5 separate regions of the Homo sapiens genome follow, and all the other regions are linked to region 3. A link is a loop called in an ENCODE intact Hi-C map of the cell type or tissue named here. Cell type or tissue: Calu3. All regions are shown on one strand. Region 1 has its middle 25 kb from the start of NR0B1. Region 2 has its middle 34 kb from the start of NR0B1. Region 3 has its middle 89 kb from the start of TASL. Region 4 has its middle 28 kb from the start of MAGEB1. Region 5 has its middle 73 kb from the start of MAGEB2.

Evidence for each region. Hi-C counts contacts between places; a loop is a spot of excess contacts. Peaks named below come from ENCODE experiments on the same cell type or tissue, not always from the same donor. Only the 100,000 strongest peaks of a DNase experiment are listed, where the experiment ranks them.
Region 1: it touches region 3 in a loop (4-fold over the local background); 15 of 110 quality-filtered maps call a loop at or near these places.
Region 2: it touches region 3 in a loop (9-fold over the local background); 3 of 110 quality-filtered maps call a loop at or near these places.
Region 4: a loop joins it to region 3, with 8 times the contacts of the local background. A loop is called at or near these places in 15 of 110 quality-filtered maps.
Region 5: a loop joins it to region 3, with 5 times the contacts of the local background. A loop is called at or near these places in 7 of 110 quality-filtered maps.

What each region holds. Positions count from the first base shown.
Region 1 is chrX:30,281,599-30,286,598 of GRCh38, forward strand. No RefSeq gene overlaps it. Among named protein-coding and RNA genes, the nearest start is that of NR0B1, 25 kb to the right of the region's middle. RefSeq lists a silencer at 694-795, an enhancer at 1,479-2,678 and cis regulatory regions at 1,828-2,568, 2,659-2,805. In Calu3, no CTCF peak of the experiment used is centred here; a DNase peak (open chromatin) is centred at 2,043.
Region 2 is chrX:30,341,036-30,346,035 of GRCh38, forward strand. No RefSeq gene overlaps it. Among named protein-coding and RNA genes, the nearest start is that of NR0B1, 34 kb to the left of the region's middle. In Calu3, no CTCF peak of the experiment used is centred here; a DNase peak (open chromatin) is centred at 2,376.
Region 3 is chrX:30,486,705-30,491,704 of GRCh38, forward strand. No RefSeq gene overlaps it. Among named protein-coding and RNA genes, the nearest start is that of TASL, 89 kb to the right of the region's middle. In Calu3, no CTCF peak of the experiment used is centred here; a DNase peak (open chromatin) is centred at 2,827.
Region 4 is chrX:30,273,092-30,278,091 of GRCh38, forward strand. No RefSeq gene overlaps it. Among named protein-coding and RNA genes, the nearest start is that of MAGEB1, 28 kb to the left of the region's middle. In Calu3, no CTCF peak of the experiment used is centred here; no DNase peak of the experiment used is centred here.
Region 5 is chrX:30,140,019-30,145,018 of GRCh38, forward strand. No RefSeq gene overlaps it. Among named protein-coding and RNA genes, the nearest start is that of MAGEB2, 73 kb to the right of the region's middle. In Calu3, no CTCF peak of the experiment used is centred here; no DNase peak of the experiment used is centred here.

The sequences.
Region 1 (5,000 bases), 210 kb before region 3:
CCTGAGGAATGGCCACACTGTCTTCCACAATGGTTGAACTAGTTTACAGTCCCACCAACAGTGTAAAAAGTGTTGCTATTTTTCCACATCCTCTCCAGCACCTGTTGTTTCCTGACTTTTTAAAGGAGATTCATGTTGTTTTCATGCCTGCTAATACAACATCCCTTCTGCAGTTCGGGGATCAAGGAGTAATTTTGGCTTTCAAGTCTTATTATTTGAGGAATACATTTTTTAAGGCTATAGCTGCTATCATTTCTCTGATGGATCTGGGAAGAGTAAATTGAAAATCTTCTGGAAACAATTCACCTTTTTATATGCCATTAAGAACATTCATAACTCATGAAGAAAGGTCAAATTATCAACATTAACAGGAGTTGGGAAGAAGTTGATTCCAACTCTCATGGATGAATTTGAGGGGTTCAGGACTTCAATGGAGTGAGTCACTGCAAATGTGGTGGAAATAGCAAGAGAACTAGAATTAGACACCTGAAGATATGACTGAATTTCTGCAATCTCATGATCAAATTTAAGCAGATGAGGAGTTGCTTCTTATGGATGAGCAAGAAAGTGATTTCTTGAGTTGGAAACTACTCCTGGTGAAGATGCTATGAACATTATTGAAATAACAATGAAGGGTTTAGAATATTCCATAAATGTGGTTGATAAAGCAGCAGCGGGGTTTGAGAAGATTGACTCCAATTTTGACAGAAGTTTTACTGGGGTAAAATACTATGAAACAGCACTGTATGCTTCAGTGAAATATTTGATGAAAGGAAGTGTCAATCAATTCTGTAAACTTTATTGTTGCCTTATTCTAAGAAATTTTAAGCAATCGCCACAGCCACCCCAACCTTCAGCAATCAGTACCCTGATCAGTCAGAAGTCATCCACATGAAGGCAAGACCCTCCACCAGCAAAAAGATGAAGACTCACTGAAGGTTCAGATCTTCATTAGCATTTTTAGCAATAAAGCATTTTTTAAGCAAGGTGTGCATGTTGTTTTTGAGACACAATGCACACTTAATAAACAACAGTAAGTACAATTTTAAAATCCAGTAGGAAATAAAAAAATCTGTGTGACTCACCTTACTGCAATATTGACTTTATTGCAGTGGTCTGGAACCAAACTTGCAATATCTCTTAGGTATGCCTGTGTATGAAAACCTAGATGTTCTACCTCAACATGTATCAGCTCAGCATGTTTTTAAAATTCTTCATAAAACAGGAACACATTTATTCTGAGTATTCAAAGCACTAGGAACCATTTCCTGACAGAGATCTGATCCTAGGGGCTCAGTGAGACCAGTGCCATTGCTGAATTGTACAATCGTTTATTTTCTTTGTGGAGTTTTGCTTCTTGTGTCTCACAGGCAGCAGCTCTCATTGCAGAGCAGGTATCTCAGAGATTGAATGAAGTTAACCCTTTTCTGTCATTACACCATTCTAAATATTTATTCGTCAAGCTTAATTCCTGTCTTCAAAATTGTACATCTCAGTGCTCCCAGTTTTCGCTCACATACTCACCATATGCTTGTCTGTAATTATTATGGCTCATTGACTATTGGTATTTGCTGGATGCTTTCCTCTTATTTTGCTTAATTCCTATTTTTTAATCTTTAGTGCTTTTTGCCTATCTCTGCTTCCATAGTGTTTATTTTGAGCTCATAGCTTATTGGTTTCTCTTTTCATATGTCATTCAAATTTTTTTCTATAGGCCTCACAGAGTTCTTACACAAAGTTTAGTCATCGATATCCTTCAGAAAATTTGTCAATATTTGATTAAACATCCAAAAACCTAGATCGATTGTTTGTTTAAGTTAATGTCCAGAATTGCATTCAATTCATATGAATAGTCACTACATATCAGTTTTGGGTTAATGAAAACATTTATACATTAATGGTCAATATTCCACATGATCACTTAATGAGCATTAGCTGAAGTGTGACCACGAAAACTAGCCCTAGCAACCCCTTGAGTAAAGACTCCAGAGTTTTATGTTGCTGTGCCATGATGATTCATTTGTATGAGTCATGTTTTCAGCAATATTTTTCTCCTTTGTCATTTCAAATTGTTGGTCAGCCTTTGTCACTGTGACTCATGGATTTTTACAAAACACAGAGAGATAGAATGGCTAAGGTCATTGGCTCTCCCTGTCCTTTGTAAAATCTCAATCTATTAAATGATCATTTTGCCTGTTCCACAGTTCACATGGGGATAGAGGGAGATAGATTTTGAAGCAGAGAAGGGAAGAAAAAGAAAGAGATTAAAATTTGGGGCTGAGGTTGGAAAAGGACCACAGGTTGAGGGTCCTGGTGAGAGTAAGGGAACCTATATATAGTTCAGAGGCTGTCCTCCAAGGAGATGACAACCTTCAGAGGGATGGCTTGTGATGAGCTCAGGGAATCTGGACAGGGGCTCCCAGACTCACCAAGTGAGTCACAAACATGTCTTAGAAACAGTGAAACTATCTGACCTGAAGAGACTCTGACCAAGCCTTAATAAAGGCTGAAATTGCATTTCCCGCCAGCCTGGTGGGCTGAAGCTTGGGTTTAAATTCTGGCTTAATTTTATTCAAGCGGGACAAAAAGTGAATATTTCTTGAATATCTGAGCTTAAAGAGTAAGATTCCTCCCTACAACATATGGAAGTTAATCCAAAACTTCTAAGAATTCTCATGCTGTATGTGTCTACATCCAGGACTGATTACAATCCCTCTTAAACAAGTGGCTTCCAAGACACCCATGCTTATCTGCATCAAGCCAGCAGGAAGAGGAAAAACATGGAGGATATCAAGTATATGGTCTGTATGTATTAGCTTGAAAATAGAACATATCACTTCTGTTCATATCTCATTGTCTAGAACTCCATTGTATATCCAATAGAGCACCAACTACAAGGTAAGAAGTTATGCTCAGTGATATATCCTATTTATGTGTCTGGGAAGAAGAAGGCCCTAATTTGTAAAGAGATAGACAGTCTCTTTGGAATTTGTTCTTCTGCCACTATATATTCATTTTTCTTCCCTCATATGGAACACATTCACTTCCCTCCTCAAGCAACTGAAAGTCTATTTCACTCACTTCATCCAGGTGAACATCCAGGACTTCTGAGTGATGTGCACTCTTCTCCATATGATCCAGATACACTTTGGTTATGTAATGATAAATCAGGGGCAGAATAAATGTCATAAAAACTTTTATTTAGAATAGAGAAAAATGAAAAACCCCTAGCAGCCACCGATCTGTGGCAATTATGAAATCCTGCTGAGGTACAAGACATTTCTTGATTAGACCCTGAATCTCTATCTGGGAAAAATTCCCCGGTCCAGGTCTACTGATTGAATTTCCCAATCACTTTTCTTGCAGAAACATACATCCGTCATGCTAGTCTCTACAAAAAGGAATGAGAAATTGCACATATTTAGAGAGCAATTGGAGTGCATAATTTTTTTATATTTTTATGACTTTTTCCAACTTTCACAGTTCTCTTGTTCACGTCTAATTTAGCAGCAATTTATATTTGTGCAACTCACCTTGGGCATTTAAAAGTATTTAATTTTAATGTAAAGAACACTTTATATTGGTACTCATTTTGTATGTGTAATATTTACCTAAAGTATAAAATTACAATAACAAAATAGGCTTAAATAAAATTGTTATTTAACACAGTAGATTCTTGGTAAACATATAACTCAACCAGTCTGAGCTAAGAAAAGTAGGGCATTCTAGACAGGCATTGTTCAATCTATGCTGGGAGACAGTTCAAGTGTTTAACAGAGAGAACGCAGGGTTTCATGTAATCAGGAGTTGATAAGTAGACCTTAGCTAAGAGAATTTCTCCTTTACTTTATGGCCTTGGGGATTTTGCTAAGCCTACCTGAAGCCATTGGTTCTCATTATTTTATTTGTCTGTATTTTGAAGTGCTTCAGTATATTGAAGAGATAGGGCTGGATGACCCACAGCAGAGTTGAAAAAAACAGATAGTTCTTGCAGGGCCTGAGACTATGAAGGAAACAACCAGGATCCTGAAGCATGGTGGATCCTGGAGACAACCAGGATCAGCTCATGAATTTGCGGCAATTTTCCAGGGATTTGGAAAGCGTTCAGGAGAGGCTGCATTTGAGCTACATGATGTCCAAGCTTGCCAAAGATTCCTATATTTTAAGCATGGCAAAGAAGCAGCAGAGAGTGGCATCAGGACCCTGAGCAACCCAAAAGTCACCATTACACCCAGGATTTTTGGCCAACACTGGAGGCGGGGATGTCTGAAGAATGATTAGGGTTGAATATTTCACTGACCTTGTAGGTTTAGCACTTGGAGTACAGTTTGATTTGATTTAAAGAAATAAACAACTGAATATTTCTTAAACAACTGAATTTTAGGTTGAGATTCATACCTGTTACATAGGTAAGACTATCGTCTAGGCACAAAGATTTGGAATGGCATGTTAAAGAGATACTTTTTCCAGGACAGCAAAACATGGTGGGTATCATATTAACAATTTTCAAAATGTTCATGTTGGAGGAAATATGATTGGCAACAAAAATTTTAGGTAAAGGCAATGCAAGCACAAAAGCTAATGCAAGCACCATCAGTGCAGCATTGTATAGGAAAACAAAAGCCCGGTCATGTCAACATGATCTTCCCAACAGTGAGGAGATGAATTTCTGATGACATTAAACATTTCAAACATTTTTACACTTATTGCCTAATTCCATATTCAGCAATTGGCATTCTGATATTTTGGTATATAGCATACCATGTCCACTGGGTGAAAATTGGTGTGTCAAGCTGGCTTCAGTATGTGATCTGCTTGACAGTCTTATTTCTTATTATAAATTAGCTTTCCAGTTTTACATGATAGCTCTGTGAGCTTTAGATATGTCCTGGATACAGCCAGTTCTTTGGCATTGTGGTAATTTAAAACAATGCAAATTCTTTGACTTTCCTCTCTTCAAAAGGTGGGGCATGTGTCCCTTCCAGTTGAAACTGGGCAAG
Region 2 (5,000 bases), 150 kb before region 3:
ACGCACAACCCACAACTAAACAACACATGTGTGCCTCTTTCCCTAGAGATGTAGCACTCAGTAGTTCTGGCACAGCCACAGCAGGTGTCGTAAATATCCGCTTTCACAACTAATGCCATCCAGATCCCAGAGAAATATCTCCCATCATCTCTTGCCTATGCTCTCTAAATCCTTTATGGGTTGTCCCACTGCCATCATTAGAGATGAAGTTGAGTCCTACGTCAGACTGCAGAAAGATTTGAGTGGCAGAAGCACTTAGGCAAGAAAAAAATAAAGTAATTTACTGGCTATATCTCTTCCCTCAGCCTGAATGAAATAGATGTTAGCATTACAAAATATTATTTTCCAGTAGTGCCTATTATTTCATTCTTCACTTTTATTTTTTTCCAGTTATATATCTGGAGATATTCACAAATTAGCAAATTGGCACATGGCCCCAGGCGAACATTTTTCAATATTAATCAATTCATGTTATTCTTAAATTTGTATTTACGTAGATACACATGTAACATGCATAAAGTATGAATCATTTTTTGGAATGACGACTAAATGAACACTGAATGCTAGAAATACAAAGAGTTTTTTTATGATTATATTTCATAAGATTTGATTACAATTTTTAAAAATTACATAAGATGTCAGTTTTATTTGAGTAAGCTTGACTTAAAATTTTGACACTAATTAAAATTTGTGTTTGTATTTTAACCTAAAAATATTATTTTGGACATTTTGAAGAAAAAAACTTTTTGAAACATAATTAAAACTTTTGATTTTATATTTGTTTAAACTGATATTTTAATGACAATACATCCCAAATTTGTGCACCTTGAAAATAAGTTTATCTGTTAATTCTTCAGATCTTTGCTGCCCAATATGGTGGCCACCAGCCACACACGTGTTATTGAGCACTTGACATGCGGCCCTTCCAAACTGAGATGTGCAATAAATGTAAAATATACATTGGATTGTGAACACTTAATATGAAAAAACAGTGTTTAATAGCTCACTTATATTTTTATTTGTTACATGATGGAATTGAAATATTCTGATATATTGGGTTCTAAATAAGTACATTATTAACATTAATTTCAATTGTTTCTGTTTACTTTTTTAATGTGGCTATGTTGGACATAACCAACTTAATTCTGTCAATAGACACAATTTATGTGAAAATCTTCCTCAAAGTAATATAATTAATGATTTTACTGAAGTGAAAGCAAACAAGATAATTTTTGATAATAAGATAATTTTTATAATGGACTATGAAGAATATACTTATTCATTTTATCACTAGTTCAAACATCACCAGCCCTAGGTATGTGCAATAAAAATTTAAATTGAGCATCTTTGATATTTTGTGAGCTTTCAGTCACAGGAAAACAGCAGGTTTACAAAATTTGTTTTTGTCATTATTATGGGACTGGGAAGTACTTAAATGTCGTTACTGCAAGAATCACCCATCCTACACATTCCCCAAGAAGCAGCCCCTTGCCCCACCCCAGTGCTCTTCACACTGGTTTAGGATGGAGACATATATGGATAGTTTACTGAAGAGTGGGGGCAGTGCTCACAAATCATGACAGTGCAGGGGCAGAAGAAGCTGTTCCTTCATCTGACTCACTTTCCCTAGGATTACATTAAAAAAGAAGAGTCTTGATGGACATTTTTATTAACCTTACCTCTATCTTTCCATAATTATTCTGTCCTCTTTGCAGAATTTCCAGGAAACTTAACCTTTTCCCACATGAGAAAAATGTTACACAGCTCAGTCCCTTCTTGTCTCTTACCTTCTCCAGTACCTCATACTTCAGAAATGAGGTATGTTTCTCGTTTTGTGAGATGAGTGACAGAAACAGGTGTCCCATCCTCGTTCCTCAATTCAGCATCCCCACCAGCGGGAACCTCACAAGTTGCCCAAAAGAAAACTTCTCTCACTAGAGAACACATTAATATTTTGACTCCGTGAGGACAACAAGGGCAACTATTTTAGAGGGAAAGCAAAATTTGGCTGGTTTACACCTGAAAGTCTTTTCTTCCTAATAGCCATAGAGTAGCTCTGCTGCTTCCCATTCTCATTCTGTGTTCTTTGTTAATATCATAACAATATTACCAAATTTGCTGGGATGGTCCCAGTTTATGCCTGTTCTCCTTGTATAATTATTAAAACTGCCTCCTTTCTGGAGACCCAGGGAACCAGAAAGTACCAGAGTAATAGCAGAGAGAAAGGAGATTGAGAAAGAAACCCAACAAAGACACCTATGAACTCCTGAGTTCACCCTGAACCCGTGCATGCATAGATTGGATCTTACCTACCAAAGACGTTAAAGACTGAGCTAACAGGTAGACCTCCACCTAGATTCCAAACAGACCGCTGGGTGGTGCACATGAGGGACAGTTCCAAATATCCTGCAAAGCCTTCAACAACTGTAATGATAGTGGTACCACAGGCCACAGAAGGTGAGTTGAAACTTGCTACCTCAATATGACCAAGTGAAGTACGTACTATCACAAAAATGTCTTAACTATTTAAAGTAGATGCTAAAATAAAAATATGAATGTCATTTATAGAATTTAAACATAGTTTCATAATGTAATATTCAAAATGTCCAAGAAACAATCCAAAATTACTCAGCATATTAAGAATCTCAAAAATCTCAACTTACATAGGAAAAGAGTTAACAGTTACCAAAAATAAGATGATATAGATATTGGAATTTTCTGAGAGACACTTTAAAGCAGCTATAATAAGAATGCTAGAAAGAGCAATCATGAAGACTCCTCAAACACAAAATAAACAGTATCAGCAAATAAATGGAATATATAAAAAAGAAACAGTGAATATTTTAGAACTTAAAAATGCAGAACTGAAAAATTTTGAAAACCTCACTGAATGTACTTAATAGCAGAGTGAAGGTGACAAAAGAAAGAATTGGTAAACTTAAAGATAGATCAATATAAATTGTCAAGCCTGAGCAAGAGACAAGAAAAATAGATTGAATAAAAATAAACAGTGTCACAAGTGTACCTGTGAGACTACAACAAAACATCTAACATTCATGTCATTGGAGTGCTAGAAGGAAAACGGAAAAAGTGTGGCGCTGAAAAAAATATTTGAATAAATATGGCTGAAAACTTCCCAAGTTCTACAAAAGACCTACACATTCTAGAAAATAAATGAACCCCAATTAGTAATAACCAAAATAATTCAAGTGCCAACACATTGTAATCCAACTGCTAAAAAACAAAAGACAAAGAAAAATCTTGAAAGCAGCCATAAAAAATAATGCATTACCTGTAAGAGAACGATGATTTAATTGACAATGGATTCCTCTTCAGAAACCATGGTGGCTAGAAAAAAAGAGGTAGAACAATTTTAAAGCACTGGAAAAGAACAAATTTCAATCCAGAACTCTATATCCAGAGACAATATCCTTCCAGAATAAAGGTGAGTAAAGACATTCTCAGATGAAGGACAACTAGAGAATTTGGAGCCAGAAGACCTGTTCTGGAAGACTTTCTAAAGGAAGTTCTTCAGATGAAAGGTATATGACACCAGAAGGAAACCTGGAACATCAGGAATGAAGGAAGAAAATCAGAAATGGTAAGTATCTGGGAAATATAATATATTTTTCCTCTCCTCCTGGATTCTTTAAAATATGTTTGTTGGTTAGAAGCAAAAAAATTAACAGTGTCTGAAGGGGGTTTCAATGTACATAGAAGTAATATATAACACAATTAAAAATGCAGATGAGGACATCTATGTGGTAGTAAGGCACATATGTGCCAGTTGAAGTGGTAAATATTTACTCTAAATAGATCGTGAAAACTATATATTTTGAAATCTCTACAACAGACAACAATAATAAAATACATAGATATATAGTTGAAATTATAAATAGTTAAAATAGAATACCAAAAAAGTTTAAATATCCTAAAGGAAATGAGGAAAGAAGAAATGGAGGGACAAAAAAAGAGGGAACATGCAAACAAATTAAAAACAATAAAATGGTAGATATATATCAATAATTACATTATATTTAAATGTTCTAAAAATACCAACTAAAAGACAGAAATTGTCAGAATGTATCATAAAAGACCTGATCCAGCTCCGTGCTCTCTATAAGAAATTCATTTCAAATATACTGGCATAGGTGTCTTAAAATAAAAAGGATAGAAAGTTCTATACCATGTAAACATTAATTAAAATAAGGTAGGAGAGACTATATTAATATTAGAAAAAGTAGACTTTGGACCTAAGAAACTTCCCAGGGATAAAGATAGGCACTACATATTGATAAAATAGTTAATTTGCCAAGGAAACCTACCAATTCTAAAAGTGTGAGAACTCAAAAGCACAGGCAACACAGCAGAAATAGACAAATGGGGTCACATCAAGCAAAAAAGCTTCTGCACAGCAAAAGAAACAATAACAAAATGAACGGTAACCCACAAAATGGGAGAAAATATTTGCGAGCTACCCATCTGACAAAGGATTAATAACCAGAATATATAAGAAGTTTAGGCCGGGCGCGGTGGCTCACGCTTGTAATCCCAGCACTTTGGGAGGCCGAGGCGGGCGGATCACGAGGTCAGGAGATGGAGACCATCCTGGCTAAAACGGTGAAACCCCGTCTCTAATAAAAATACAAAAAAATTAGCCGGGTGTGGTGGCGGGCGCCTGTAGTCCCAGCTACTCGGGAGGCTGAGGCAGGAGAATGGCGTGAACCCGGGAGGCGGAGCTTGCAGTGAGCCGAAATCGCTCCACTGCACTCCCGCCTGGGCCACAGAGCGAGACTCCGTCTCAAAAAAAAAAAAAAAAAAAAAAAAAGTTTAAACAACTCAATAGTAAAAAATAATAATAATCCAACTAAAAATTGAGTAAGAGATCTGAATAAACATCTTTCAAAAGAAGACATACAAATGGCAAACAGGTACATGAAAAGTTGCTCAATATCATTGATCATCAGAGAAATGCAAATACAAACTACAAGGAGACATCA
Region 3 (5,000 bases):
TTTTAGTAGAGACAGGGTTTCACCGTGTTACCCATGTTGGTCTTGATCTCCTGACCTCGTGATCCACCCGTCTTGGCTTCCCAAAGTGCTGGGATTACAGGCGTGAGCCACCGTGCCCGGCCTCTGATGATAGTTTCTTTCGCTGTGCAGAAGCTCGTTAGTTTAATTAGGTCCCATTTGTCAATTTTGGCTTTTGTTGCCATTGCTTTTGCTGATTTAGACATGAAGTCTTTGCCCATGCCTATGTCCTGAATGATATTGCCCAGTTTTTCTTCTAGGATTTTTGTGGTTTTAGGTCTTACGTTTAAGTCTTTAATCCACCTTGAGTTGATTTTTGTATAAGGTATAAGGAAGGGATCTAGTTTCAGTTTTCTGCATATGGCTAGCCAGTTTTCCCAACAGCATTTATTAAATAGGGAATCTTTTCCCCATTGCTTGTTTGTGTTAGGTTTGTCAAAGATCAGATGGTTGTAGATGTGTGGCATTATTTCTGAGGCCTCTGTTCTGTTCCATTGGTCTATATATCTGTTTTGGTACCAGTATCCTGCCATTTTGGTTACTGTAAGGCTTGTCTGTTTTATACAGTGACGTATCTCTAGCGTTTAGGATAGTGTCTGGCATATGGCAGATGTTCAGTATATATTTGATGATTTCGTTAATTCGCATCATGTATTACCATACTAAAACATGATAAACATATTGGTTGGCAGAAGATGGTGTTGATTGCATCATTTCATTGTTACTCATTATTGAATAGTATTATATGTAACAGTGATCTCCTCTAATCAATGATACCTTCACGCTTATAATTTTCTGCTTGTCTGGGACAATAAGGTGGTTATGGTATTGACAGGGGAGGAAATAAAACAGAGCATTTCTCTGACAACCCCTCCCTTCCAAAATACCTCACTGCAGCACTATTCACAGTGTGGTCAGCAGGCTGGTCCTGGGCTATGAATTCCATGTTGCCAGTCCAACAAAGAATTAGCTACAGAAACTGAGGAGTAAACAGAAACTTATATAGCAATTTTATATTGCAGCAACATCTAGGAATCCATGTTTATTGTGATTTTTCAAAATTACCAGACTTTGGTACATTAGAAATTTAAAACAAAAACCTTCTTTTATTGGCTCTTGGGGACCAGCAGGACTAACATTATAAATCAGCTGGAGCTGCTTGGAGCAATCTACGTTTCTGTGATTTGCATAGAAAGAAGGCTGTCCATCCCAAAATATAAACCACACCTCATGTCAGACCATTCTTGTAACCTAACTCCTTTGAGTACTGAAGGCTTGTGATGTTTAAGAAACCCCCTACTAAGCACAAATACCTCTAATGGAAATCTTGTTTATATCCACTAACTCTTAACACCTTAATCATCACCTCCCATGATATTAATCCTTACAGCAACCCTACATGGTAGGTACTATTTTACTACCATTCTGCAGATGAGAAAACTTAAACACAGAGCAGTTAAGTAACTTGCTTAATAAAGAGGAAAGGTGACAAGACGACTGCTACTGAAATATAATAAAGGGGAAATGTGACAAGACGATTGGTACTGAAAGTGTCTAAGAACCTTGAATCATAGTAATAGTAGCAACAGTGGCTCCCAGTGGTAGGACCTAGAAATAGGACAAAACTGCAAAATTTAAAAGCCACTGCTACTGCTCATTTCCCAGATGTTGCGGTGACCCATGATTTCTAACCATCTGAGTAGTATTTGGATACCTATTATTTTAGTTTATCCCAATGTAAAAATTTATTAGTACATCAAATTCAACCAGCAGTTTACTATGATCCGTGACTTTGTTACTTTAAAAGATCCTGTTGACATAGCAATATCTTTAACCATCTCCACTTTGTCAGTTAGATATCAACATAAAAAAATGCAGCAAAGCAAACCACCCTGACAGCGGGTGCAAAAAACAGCAATGATTTCTCCTTGTTCTCACATCTGCAGTTTGGCTGAGGGCTGGCCGATCTGGGACGACCTCAGATGGGCTTGGTGCCACGACTCAGATTGCATCCAAGTGAGCACTATATCTCTTTCATCTTTTTCTTATGGTGCAGAAGCACAAGAGGGTGAGCAGGTACACATGGTGACTCTTAAGAATTCAACTCAAAACTGGCATACTATCACTTCTCCCCACATTTCACGGGCCAAGGCAAGTGAAATGGCCAAGCCCAGAAAGAATGCTCGCAGTGGCTCACGCCTGTAATCCCAGCACTTTGGGAGGCCGAGGCGGGCAGATCACCTGAGGTCAGGAGTTCGAGACCAGCCTGGCCAACATAACAAAACCCCGTCTCTACTAAAAGTACAAAAATTAGCCAGGCGGGCGCCTATAATCCAAGCTACTGGGGAGGCTGAGGCAGGAGAATCGCTTGAACCCCGGAGGCGGAGGTTGCAGTGAGCCGAGATCACTCCACTGCACTCCAGCCTGGGTGACAAGAGTGAGACTCTGTCTCAAAAAAAAAAAAAAAAAAAAAAACAGAATGCTCCCTGTATCTTGTGAGAATGACTAAAAAGTATCAGGGAAGAGAGAATGGATATGAGCAGGGATGGAAAATTGAAAAATTTACCACATCCGTTAAAGCCTCCCCAAAACCTAGTGGGTTAAAGCAACAAACATTTATTAGGTTTATGATTATATGGTTTGAAAATTTGAGCTACACTCAGTTAAGTGGCTTTTCTGCTGGTCTCATCTGGACTCACTCATATAGTTGTAGTCATCTGGTGAGTTTGCTAGGGACAAATTGACCTAAGATGACCTCACTCCCATGCCTGGTGGTGGGTGCTAGCTGTCAGTTGGTGCTGGACTACTCGCTGGAGTGGAAAGGGTGACAGTGCCACCTATCTCCAGCAGCCTACTATTGACTTATTCACATAATGGAGGTGTCAGTCTTCTAAGACTGGCAAGAGAGAGTAAGCCTTAATGCACAAATGTGTTTCAAGCTTCTGCTTGTAGGACATTTGCTATTATCCTGTTGGCCGAAGCAAGTTGTGTCTCTGTGCCCAGATTTAGAATACACAAGAGCATGGATATAGAAAGTGTGAACAAAATGCGGTGTGTTACAGCAATAATCTACTCTACCTGGCACAGTTCTTGACACAACCAGGCACTCAGTAATATCAGTTTAAAAATTAAATAGTGATGGTTTGTTTATCATATTTTTTAATCAATTACGGACACTTAAAGTCTTCCAAACTACTATTGATGCATGATTAGTATACTGACTTCTAGCACAGTGGGGACTCTAGCGATGTGCTATCCACATCAAGTACATATCAAGGGCATACTATTCAAATTTTCAGATGCCATAATGTTTGAAAGTAATGCATTGGATGATATCATTAAAATCCAAAATATTGAGTTGGAATAAAAACGTAACATTTTAAGAGGATAAGTAGCAAATCCTACATTTAGGCACTAAAATTTCATTTTAAAAAGTTTAGGCCAGGCATGGTGGCTCATGCCTGTAATCCCAGCACTTTGGAAGGCCAAGCCAGGCGAGTTGCTTGAGCCCAGGAGTTCGAAACCAGCTTGGGCAACATGGCAAAACCCTGTTGCTACGAAAAATACCAAAAGTAGCTGGATGCAGTGGCGCTCACCTGTAGTCCCAGCTACTCGGGAGACTGAGGAAGGAGGATCGCTTGAGTTCAGGAGGTCAAGGCTGCAGTGAGCCGTGATCACAACACTGCACTCCTGCCTGGGTGACGGAATGAGACCCTGTCTCAAAAAATAAATAAGCAAATAATAAAAAGTTTAGAATGAAGGGCCACACTTGACCTCAGATCACTGGAAAAAGATGTGAAGTTTTAGATAATCACGAGATTAATTGGAGCCCACAATATAATATGTCCAATAAAAACATAAAAATGCAATGTTTATCCTACATGCACAGGTGTATAGTATCATCAAATCATGCAGTCTAATAGCACTGGTAAGAACATATCTCAACTATTTTTTGCACTTCTAGATCCTCTATGTAAAGAACTGTGACAAATTAAAAAGTGTCTCGGCTGGGTGCAGTGGCTCACGTCTGTAATCCCAGTACTCTGGGAGGCCGAGGCGGGCAGATCACCTGAGGTCGGGAGTTCGAGACCAGCCTGACCAACATGGTGAAACCCTGTCTCTACTAAAAATACAAAATTAGCCAGGTGTAGTGGTGCATGCCTGTAATCCCTGCTACTCGGGAGTCTGAGGCAGCAGAATCGCTTGAACCCGGGAGGCAGAGGTTGCAATGAGCTGAGATCACGCCATTGCACTCCAGCCTGGGCAACAAGAGTGAAACTCCATCTCAAAAAAAAAAAAAAAAAAAAAGTTACTTGAGAAAACTACAAATATTTATCCCGAAGCAAAGAAGCATGGAGAAACATGACACTGGTCTTTAAAATCTGAAGAGGTATGTCAGGTGGGAGAAAGAACAAGCAGCCTGTGATGTTCCAGCAGCTTCCTAGAACCAGCAGCTACAAAGTTATAGGGAGGCAGATATTTGCTCAGCAGAAGGCCTGACAATTAGACACATAGAAAATGGCCCTCCAAGTGTAAAGGGTGAGCTGCCCTCACTAAAAGTGTTTAAGGAGACAGTGTGGCCATCTCTCAGAGATGTTGCAGAAATTTTTCTTTTAATTTGAAATAAGGCTGATCTGGTGTCATTTAACCTCTCTACCAGATTCAAGGTTACATCTGGTGCTTTGATTCAAGGGATCAAAGTACCCATTATCAGGTACGTAGTGGACAATCAAAAATGTTTGCTGAATCATTGTCATAAATTGGCTCTTTAGGAAAAATAATGGAAGCATTGCATGAAAAAGGAAATGCAGAGTAGCATGAATATGTACTTGGTGGAATATAAACATAAAATAATAACAACCTAGAGAGCTTTCTGTTTGTCAGAGACTGTGAGTGTGTAATGATGCGTTTAGTCCTGGCCACAAATCCTACAAGGTGTGTGCTATTATTATCCCCATTTTATGGATGAAGAAACTGGGGCA
Region 4 (5,000 bases), 210 kb before region 3:
GTGGCCCCAGCTGCTGCCCATATCAACAAATAAACCAGTGCAGCCACACAAACATGAGTGGGCTACATCAGGTATGAACTGACATAGACTGATATGGTTTGGCTGTGTCCCCACCCAAATCTCATCTTGAATTGTAGCTCCCATAATTCCCACGTGTCATGGGAGGAACCCGGTGAGAGGTAATTGAATTATGGTCTTTCCCATGCTGTTCTAGTGATAGTGGATAAGTCTCATGAGATATGATGGCTTTATAAAGGGGAGTTCCCCTACACAAGCTCTCTTGCCTTCCACCATGTAAGATGTGACTTCGCTCCACATTCACCTTCAGCCATGATTGTGAGGCCTCCCCAGCCATGTGGAACTGTGAGTCAATTAAATCTCCTTCCTTTATAAATTACCTACTGTTGGAGGGAATGTAAATTAGTCTTTTGTCTTTATTATAAAAGTCATAAATATTATAAAAACTGAAGCGAGGCAATATCTCACTGTGGTTTTGGTTAAAATAATATTCAGCTATAAAAAAGAATGGCATCCTGTCATTTGCCACAACATGGATGAACCTGGAGGACATTATGCCTATAATAAGCCAAGCACAAAAAAATAAATACTTCAAGATCTTACTCATATGTGGAATCTTAAAAAAAATCTATAAAGGAAATTAATACATCTTTATAAGCAGCGTGAGAACAGACTAATACATAGACCTTCGAGAGTAAACATGGATACTGCTTCACTTCAGTCTTGTATGTCTCACGCATGCCACACTTGCAGCCACAGCTAACTGAAAATATACAGGGAAGGGAATTCTGGAAAATGTAACTCAGCTTAGCCAAGTCGACCATGCATTACACAGCCACTACAATAGGTTTCGGGCAAATACAATAAAGGGTATGAGACTACATTCTTCTTAAACCTACCTCCACTGCAGAATTTTGTGGTGGAGACTATAATTTGCAGAGAAAAGATAAGCATGAGTCTAGCATAAAATTGCCACATTAAAGAGATGCTTAGGTAAAATTTCAATAAGCCAATCACAAAAAGTGTGTTTTATGGCAAATGGCAGTTTTAGGGTTTAAACCTTTCAAGGCAGTGAAAACTGACAGTGGTTCTTCTGAACAAAACAAGTTCTGATAGCTCAAAATGTTACAAATACAGATATCTCTTTGGTTATACTGGTTTCATTTTCTTGGGATATATCCCCAGTAGTGGGATTGCTGGTTCATATGGTAGTTCTATTTTTATATCTTTGAGGAACCTCCTTACTGGTTTCCATAATAGCTGTACTAATTTACATTCCTTCCAACAGTGTGTGAGGGTTCACTTTTTTCCACATCCTCAACAACACTTGTTATCTTTTCTCTTTGTTTAAAAAGTCATTCTAACTGGAGTGAGGCAATATCTACTGTGGTTTTGGAAGGGAAAAACACACACTGGGGTCTGTCGGGGGCAGGGGGTTATGGGGAGGGAGAGCATCAGGACAAATAGCTAATGTATGTCGGGCTTACTACCTAGGTGATGGGTTGATAGGTGCAGCAAACCACCACAGCACACGGTCACCTATGTAACAAACCTGCATGTTCTGCACATGTATTCCCGAACCTAAAATAAAATAAATTTTTTTAAAAAGAAAATAGATTTATTAGTTAACTTATAAAGAGATTAAAGAGCTTGAAACAAGTAAAAAAAATCTCACTGTGGTTTTGATTAAAATACTATTCAACTATAAACAAGAATGACATACTGTCATTTGCCACAACGTGGATGAACCTGGAGGACATTATGCCTGTAATAAGCCAAGCACAGAGAGACAAAGACTGCAAGATCTCACTCATATGTGGAACCTAAAAACATTAATCTCATAGGAGTAGAGAGTAGAATAGTGGTTACAGAGTCTGGGGAGAGAAGTGGTATAGAAACTAGGGAGAAGTTGGTCAATAGATACAAAGTTACAGTTAGATAGGAGGAATAAGTTCTGGTGCTCTATTACACAGTAGGGTGACTATAGTTAACATTAATGTATTGTATATTTCACAATAGCTAGAAGAGAAGATTTTGAATGTTCTCACCACAAATATTAGAGGTGATGGATATGCTAATTACCTTTATTTGGTCAATATATAATGTATACATGTATCGAAACAATACATCGTACCCTATACATATGTATAATTGTGTGTCAATTTAAAATAAAATAAAACTTTAAGAAATACCATTACACTCATATTCCCTTCTTTGCTGTTTCCCAAAGTTTATGTGCTACTTGTAAAGTAGTCATGACTCTGAATTTGGATTCTGGTGGCAATTCACAGAACAGTGGAAATATAATGGATCAGCATATCAGAGACCTGCGTTATAATACTACCTTTGTGATTCAATTTTGGGCTTCATCTTCATGCACTCTAAATAGTGGTTTGGATGGTCCTTAAGATCTTTTCCAATTATTCTATTATGATTTTGTGCCTTAGCACTTGGTATTCTTGGGGATACCATAGGAATCTTTCAGAATTCCACAATCCTACTTAGAGAATCTTGAAATCAGGAAGTAGATTGAATATTGGGAATATTTGGTTAGAAAAAGACAGCAACATTTCTCAATCTTACACAGCCAGATGGCAGTGTTGCTTCTTGAAAGATAATATCAGCGGTTTGTAGGTTTGGGGCTTGACCCTTAGCATTTATTTTATTATTTTACTGAATCCTATCTAGCTGCACCTATTTATCCCCAGTCATGTCAATGGAGCAGCAACAAGGCCTGATTCCTTACTTTTTTCAAGTTTCTTTACTCTTTTTTTTTTTCCTTGAACACATCTCTGATTCTCTGGAGGAATATTTGTCTAAAAGAAAGACTGTATGAGGAAGAATTAAAACAAAGTTCCTGGCTGTCCTTCCTGTGAAAAGACTCATTATCAGGGAAGCAATGGTAGTGTCTTTGCAACAGAGTCCATGGAAATGGATTTAAAATCTATAGCAAAATAATACAAAAAGCAGTTTAGTCCAATCCCTGTGACTGCAGGGTAATTAGTAAAATCCAGATTAATCAGAAACTTGCTAGGCAGCGGGGTGATTTGACTAACAGTCTGGGAAGGTACAAAATAACTGGGTAATGAAGTGGAACCAACTATAATGTGCAAGATTGCTCCTGGGATTGTACTGAAATCCATTATTTAGACAGGTGCTGTATCTTGTGGGCAAGAGATCTTTAAAGCTGGAAATATTGTATCTTTTCCATCTGATTCTGCTTTATGCCCCCATGAACCAAAGGTTGAAGGGCAGCATTAGAGAGGGGAAGGTTTTAGGAAAGTCTTTCCAGATCCAGTCTGGTACTTGTCATCAAAGATGGAGAATATATTACTCTAGGCCTTTGTCACACATCATCTTATCTGATTTTCATGAAATATAAACCCTGTTTGAAGCAAGAAGACCAGTTGTCATTTTCACTTTTTCATAAGTGATAAACCTGAGGCTCCAAGATGTGAAATACTGGATTTAAATGCAGATACTAACAGCATATAAAGACAATTTTTTTTTCAATAGTGATGCCTATGGGAGTTTCCAGGTATCTATACCCAGGCTGCAGCTGCAAAATCCTCTCTTCAATTTTGTTCAGGCAGAGTGGAAAAGTCCATGCACACATTATCGGGCAAATCATCAGCTTCACGGATGACATGAGGACATTTTTGTCCAGGTAAAGTTCTCAGAGATAAATAAGTGCAAACAACATCCACTGCTTATTAAAAATAAGAAATTTCACTCTAACAGGAAGAGTTAGCCTTAGGCATGAGGGAAGTAGGTGTCTGCCTATGTAGCAAGATTTAGGAAGCATCCAAATGACTTCTTCCTCTTCCTTGATACAAATTCAAATAAATCGCTATCCCTTCTATTGCCATTCTTCCAGGTGAGAATGGGTACATAGGACCAGAGGTAGAAGGTGTCATTCTTACAGCACAGCATAGACATGCTAGGTCAAGTAGATGGAATGGAACATTTGGCAAAAACAGAGAAGACAAAGAGACAGAAAGCAAATCTCCAGGCTTTGAGACTTGAAACACGAGCAGAGTCTAATTCAACTTCTCAATAAGGGATCAGCAAAGAGAAAAGCATCAATAACAACAACAGTAATAAAATTGATTCTTTAGAACTTGCAAAGCACTATGCCAGGTAGCATGAAGGAAAAAAATAAGAAAAACATTGTTCTTCCCTCAAGGAATTTGCATCTTACCTTGAGCTTACCTTACAGTTATTTAATAATTATTTAATCATAATTTTAAAAATTATATTATCTTGGACCGTACTGAAATGATGCATATATTTTCTTATTCTCTAACTGACCCATATATACAATCAGCACATGAAGGTGGGGTGGAACAGGTAAGAGTAATGCATTCCCTGAGAATTTAGATATAGGCATACCTTACTTTATTGTGTTTCACTTGAGAGATAACACATGTGCATATAAAACCACACCTAACTATCAAAGACAGTTCACTACAGAGGTGAAATGGCTGATCTCAGAGCAGAGACACGCCTGAGCCCAGTAAATACAAAAAGATGCTTTTTGCCTTTTTTCCTTAATGTTTATTTTGTGATTTGGGAATTTTTTTCTGAGGTTAGACTGCAATATTTTGGAAGAGGGTAGTAAGAGTTGAAAGATTTTTTTTAACTTAAAATCAAAATCAAAATACTCTCATTTTTCCAGTGTCCTAAACTACGAACTACATAACACAACTAGCAAGAATTCATTGAATGTCAGTCATGGGTGAGATGTCTTATATTTGTGTAGCATTTAAGAAATCACAAAAACACACATATGTTTCTGTTTTCTCATAATTTCTCATGTATTCTTATAATTTCCCTGTAAGGTAGGTAGGGCAGAACTTACTCTGGCAATTTATGGTTGAGACCCCACACTGTCAAAGACAAAGGCAATTTGACCACACTGACGCTTAATAGATGGTTCTGCCATCAAGGGCCCTTGCCCCTGTGGAAATAGAGACATACGC
Region 5 (5,000 bases), 350 kb before region 3:
ACCCTCACATCTTTGTCTCTGGCCATTATTTCAGAATATCCCTGTATGTGACAAGCTGCTTCTTATAGCTATGCCTTTTCCTATGCAGTTTATCTACCTAGAATACTTTTCCTTCCCTTTTTTCCTAAGTAAATCCAACTTTGTCATTCATAGTTCAACTCCAACATTAATTCCTCTAAGCCTCAATGTCTGATTTGTATGTCTTGATGTGTACTCAAATATGATAGAATTACATTATTGAATTATAAGAATTTACTTCCGGTGTTTCCTATTATAAGGTAAGCTTCTCGAAGACAGGAACTATAATTTCAGGAATGTTACTCTCTGTAAATAGCATGAGAGCATGGGCTCTGCTTCATGTGTCTTGAATTTAAATCTAAGCTCTATCATTTACTGAACATCTGACTTCCTCCTCCTAAGCCTTGCTTCTCATCTATGAAATGGAGCATTATCTCCCTTGCAGGGTTATTGTTAGGATTAAGTGATATTAACCCATGTAAATAAAGCACAGTGCCTGCCATATGGTAAGTACTCAATAAATGTTAGCTATTATCATAACGAGAAGAAAAGTAACCATTTACTTAATGAATAATTATTCTCAATGTATAATAGTAATGACTGAATGCAACAACATATTAATAGTGTTTTGAAAGACTTTTACCTTTGTCAAAATTATTATAGGAACTCTTAACAAGAGATAAAAGTTTTGGTAATTAATAGAGGAAGGAAACTAAGATGTCTTTTGGTATCCTTGTTCCATTTTGTAGATTCAAGAATTTATAGAATTGAGGCCCTATAACATCAAATGTATCAGTTAGGGTTTGATTGAAGAAGCAGAACATGAAATAATGGTTTTCTTCCATGTATTAGACCTTGGGCAATTGAAGAAGTCTATGCAAAGCTATTGCTTTCATGTCTGGTGGTGAGTCCAAGGTCACTGTGGGTCAGCAGAATCAGCAACCAGGAAGCAAAGCTGGACCTGAGATGAAAGAGTGGGAGAAGACAAACTAGAACTTTCGCAAACAAACTGGAACCCACCAGGACAAACTGTCTCCCACTAACTCCAACCTTAATAATATAAATAACCTGAAAAAGGAGACAGTATCCTTTACCATAGAATTATACACATCCTTGGCTCAAGTCTTGGAGAAACTGAAGGGCACGACCTGGTGGAAGCTGAACAAGTTAAGACCTGGTGGATGCTGGAACCAACAAAGTGAGCCAGCAGATAGGCAACGATATGCGTGAGCAATAGCAGTGCTTGAAGCCCTGCGCTGGCCTTTAGGTCATAAAGGCTGCTCACTTGCACCTCCTTAATCTCACGTAAGTTTCTCTTGGGGCCAACCCTAGCCACAAGGGAGAGGAAATATTGGAAATGCAGTTCCAACCCAGGTGAACTGACACACCAAGTAACAACTCTAAAGATACATACTTGTAAAACTGTCCCTAGAAGCCAATTTTCTTCCCATTAGATTACTCTCCCATCAATAATAGTATCAATCTCAAGGATGATAAGAATGTATATTTTACTTTGGATGGATGAAGTATTAAAATTTTGAAAGTAGACCTCAAATCAGCAGATTTTCATCAAAAGAATGCTATTCTTTCCAGTAATTCTCATGAACTTTGTTTTGTAGTAGCAAATGGTCTGTGAAATCATTCAGGCCTAACCTCCTTACTCAATACATCAACCACGTTGGAAAATCTTGGCTTAGCACCAATCTATAGAATATTCTACCTCTTGACAAAATAGGAAGGGTTATTTCCAGAGAAATTTTCAGAGAAATTTCTGAATTTTTCAGTTTTGTTCAAGATCATAGAAACCCATTTTTACTTACTTGGAAGCTTTTGGTCTCTCAGAGTTGGTCTAGTCTAAGACCATAAAACCACAAGTAGCCACCAACCTTTTCTTTAAAAATTTTGTGAAAACCCTTTCAACACTCCAAACTCTACTACTTTAATAGTAAGGAAAATTTTACCTATAGGAGAACCTGGGTTTCTATGCAACCTTTGATTTAAGTAGCTTCATCCAACTAGTTACATATTGCTCCAAAAGCTGTGAAGTACAATGAACAAAACACTCAACTGAAATCCATGTGATTTTTTAAGAAGTACCTCTAGGTGGCCCCAGAGTTCTGCTTCTGCTCTGAAATCTGGGTTCTTAGTCTTCACTAACATGGCGACTCCAGGGGAGGGGGGAGGGATAGCATTAGGAGATATACCTAATGTAAATGACAAGTTAATGGGTGCAGCACACTAACATGGCACATGTATACATATGTAACAAACCTGCGCGGTGTGCACGTGTACCCTAGAACTTAAAGTATAATTAAAAAAAAGAAAATTCCATCCAATAACTAGATAACATTTATTAAAATAAATAGCAAAAAAAAAATTATTAGCAAAAAAAAAAAAAACATGGCGACTCCAAAACATTTTCATCGTGATAATTACTCATTTATGGCAAGCTATAGCCCCTTACCTCCATTCCATTCCATCCCATTCTAACATAATAATAAGTTTTTTTAGTGCTCTTTTTTTCACAACACATTTCTTCAATTCTCCTCACACTTAGCTCTTGTCTTGCCTTTCCTTTAGATGATTTAGCACAAAAAACATGAATCAGTAGAGTCTCCTAATACTCCATTTTGTATATAGCATATAAAGTACTTGTTAAATATCCTGACTGATTTTTGAATTTTCATTTGCTTTGAGAAGGACAGTAAAGGCACTTTAACCGTGCCTGGGCACCATTTTTCCCATGATAAATGGCAGATTTCAAGAATGTGGCTTCTTCATCTCTGGCTGAACCTCCACTTGAAGGGCTTTGGTTATTCACATAAGACTTTCCATGACACATTCAGGGCTAATTCACAGGGCATGTTTGCCTGAGACAGCCGGATCTCCAGGGGTTGGACTGAGATGTTAGAAACCTCAGTGTGAGGATGGGAACTGGCTTCAGAGTACAGTTTTAAAGCGCTTGTTTTTCTGAACCGGGGAACCAGAGTTCAGCAGCATCTTCAGAGTAAGGACCTTCTGCTTGGGGATCAGTATCAGGAATATTTCCATGCAAAACTCTACTCATGTCCTCCCCTGTAGTTTTTTTTTTCCCCTTCTGTGACCAGTCCTGTCTGCCATTCTTGCTAATTCTTTCTATGCTATTAAGTGGAACAAGAATATTTACTGATGATTGCCTAACACACCATGTGTCCCAAAGATGTTTTAGTTTAATGATATAGTATCTAATATTAGAATAAAACAGTGGTTAATACCTTGGGGTTTAGAGTAAGAGAGATGTGTGCTGAATTCTAGCTCTGCCATTCGCTAGCTGTGCCACCTCAGAAAAAGTAGTTGACTCCTTTGAGTTTGGTTTCCTAAATGATATTATAAAAACAATACCTCAGGGCCTTTCTGCGAGGATCAAATAAAATGTTAGTGGATATAATGATTAGCACTGAGAGTGCATGCCATAAAGTGGTAGCTCTTACTATTTTAATATTGATTATACTGAAGTGAAATTAATGGCACCAGATAGGAACAAGTTTAAAGCCTGAATAGAAACACAAGATGTGGTACAGACTCCATGCTTTCAACTTGTTCCTATCTGGTGCCATTACTTTCACTTCAGTATTTCACTGTTTATGAATTGTGAGACCTTGGGAACATTACTTAACCCCCTATGTGTTTGTCTCTTCATCGGCAGATTGGGGAGAATAGCTACTTCTTTTGGGCCATTGTGAAAATTAAAAAAAAAAAAAAACATAATGTACTTAAGAAGGATATAGTATATAACCAATACACAATGAAGCTTCTAATCATCCCTCAGAATGAGCTATCTGTGTACAGAAAAACCTGATTTTAATATGTGCTTTTTCATTTGTTAGACATTCTTAAGTAAAAAAGCAAAGCACTCTGATTGAGGGTGGCAAGCTATGAAAATTTAGCCTCTAAGCAACAAACTGGACAAATTTTGAGAACAGGACAGAGAAAATGGCTCTCATATCTTTCATATCACACACATTTTTTCCCAGATTGCTTTGCAAGTTATTATAGGGGACATGATATTTAAATAACTGTCATTGCATGTAGGTGTCCACAGATTTCAGGAAAAGGAAAAGTTGGAAGTAGAATTAGATATTGCTGAGTGTAAATAACAATCATGGGGAGGTTGTTTAAAAATGCAGAACCTCAATTCTCGTCACACAGAGTCTAAGTATATATAGGTCATGCTCAGGAACCCACATTTTCAGAAGAATTCCAGGTGATTCTAGTACCCTACTTTGAGAATCATGACAGTAAGGACCTTTAAAACTTGTAAAATTCCATTTCTAGTAACTCAGACTCTAAAACCAAGATGTTATCACTACTTATTCTAGTCTTAAAGAATGTGCCCAACTATTTGTGTACAAATATATGTGCAAGAATGTTTGCTATTGATAAGGGTGAAAGTTCAGCAGCAGTATAAATGTCCAGCAATAAAGGATTCCTTAAGTAAATCATGTCAGTTCTGTCTACATGCTGGAATGCTATGTAGCCATTCAAATTAAGACAATTTTTACATGCTCATAATTTAGTGGTAAGTGAAAAGAGAAGATAGTGTAGATGTATACAATATGCATCCATTTGTCAAAAAATATATGCACAGAGGCTAAAGGATATATGCCAAAGTGCTATTGTGCTTAGTTCTGGATAGAAGGTTATGGATAATTTTACAATTTCCTTTGTGCTTTCTAGTGCATTCAAGATTTTATGCATTTAATGTCTGTTAGCTTCACGATTAGAAATTTTAAAGTATATTTTTAAGATTAAAAGTGTCAGTATATACATGCATTGCTCAGTAAATACAATTGCCAAGAGAACTGTAGTAGGCAGAATAATGGGTCTCCCAAAATATCCATGTTCTAATTCTCAGAAACTGTGAGATCTTACCTTACGTGGCAAAAGGGACCTTAAATATCTGATCAAGGGTTTGTCAGAGACCTTAAGATAGAGATCATTCC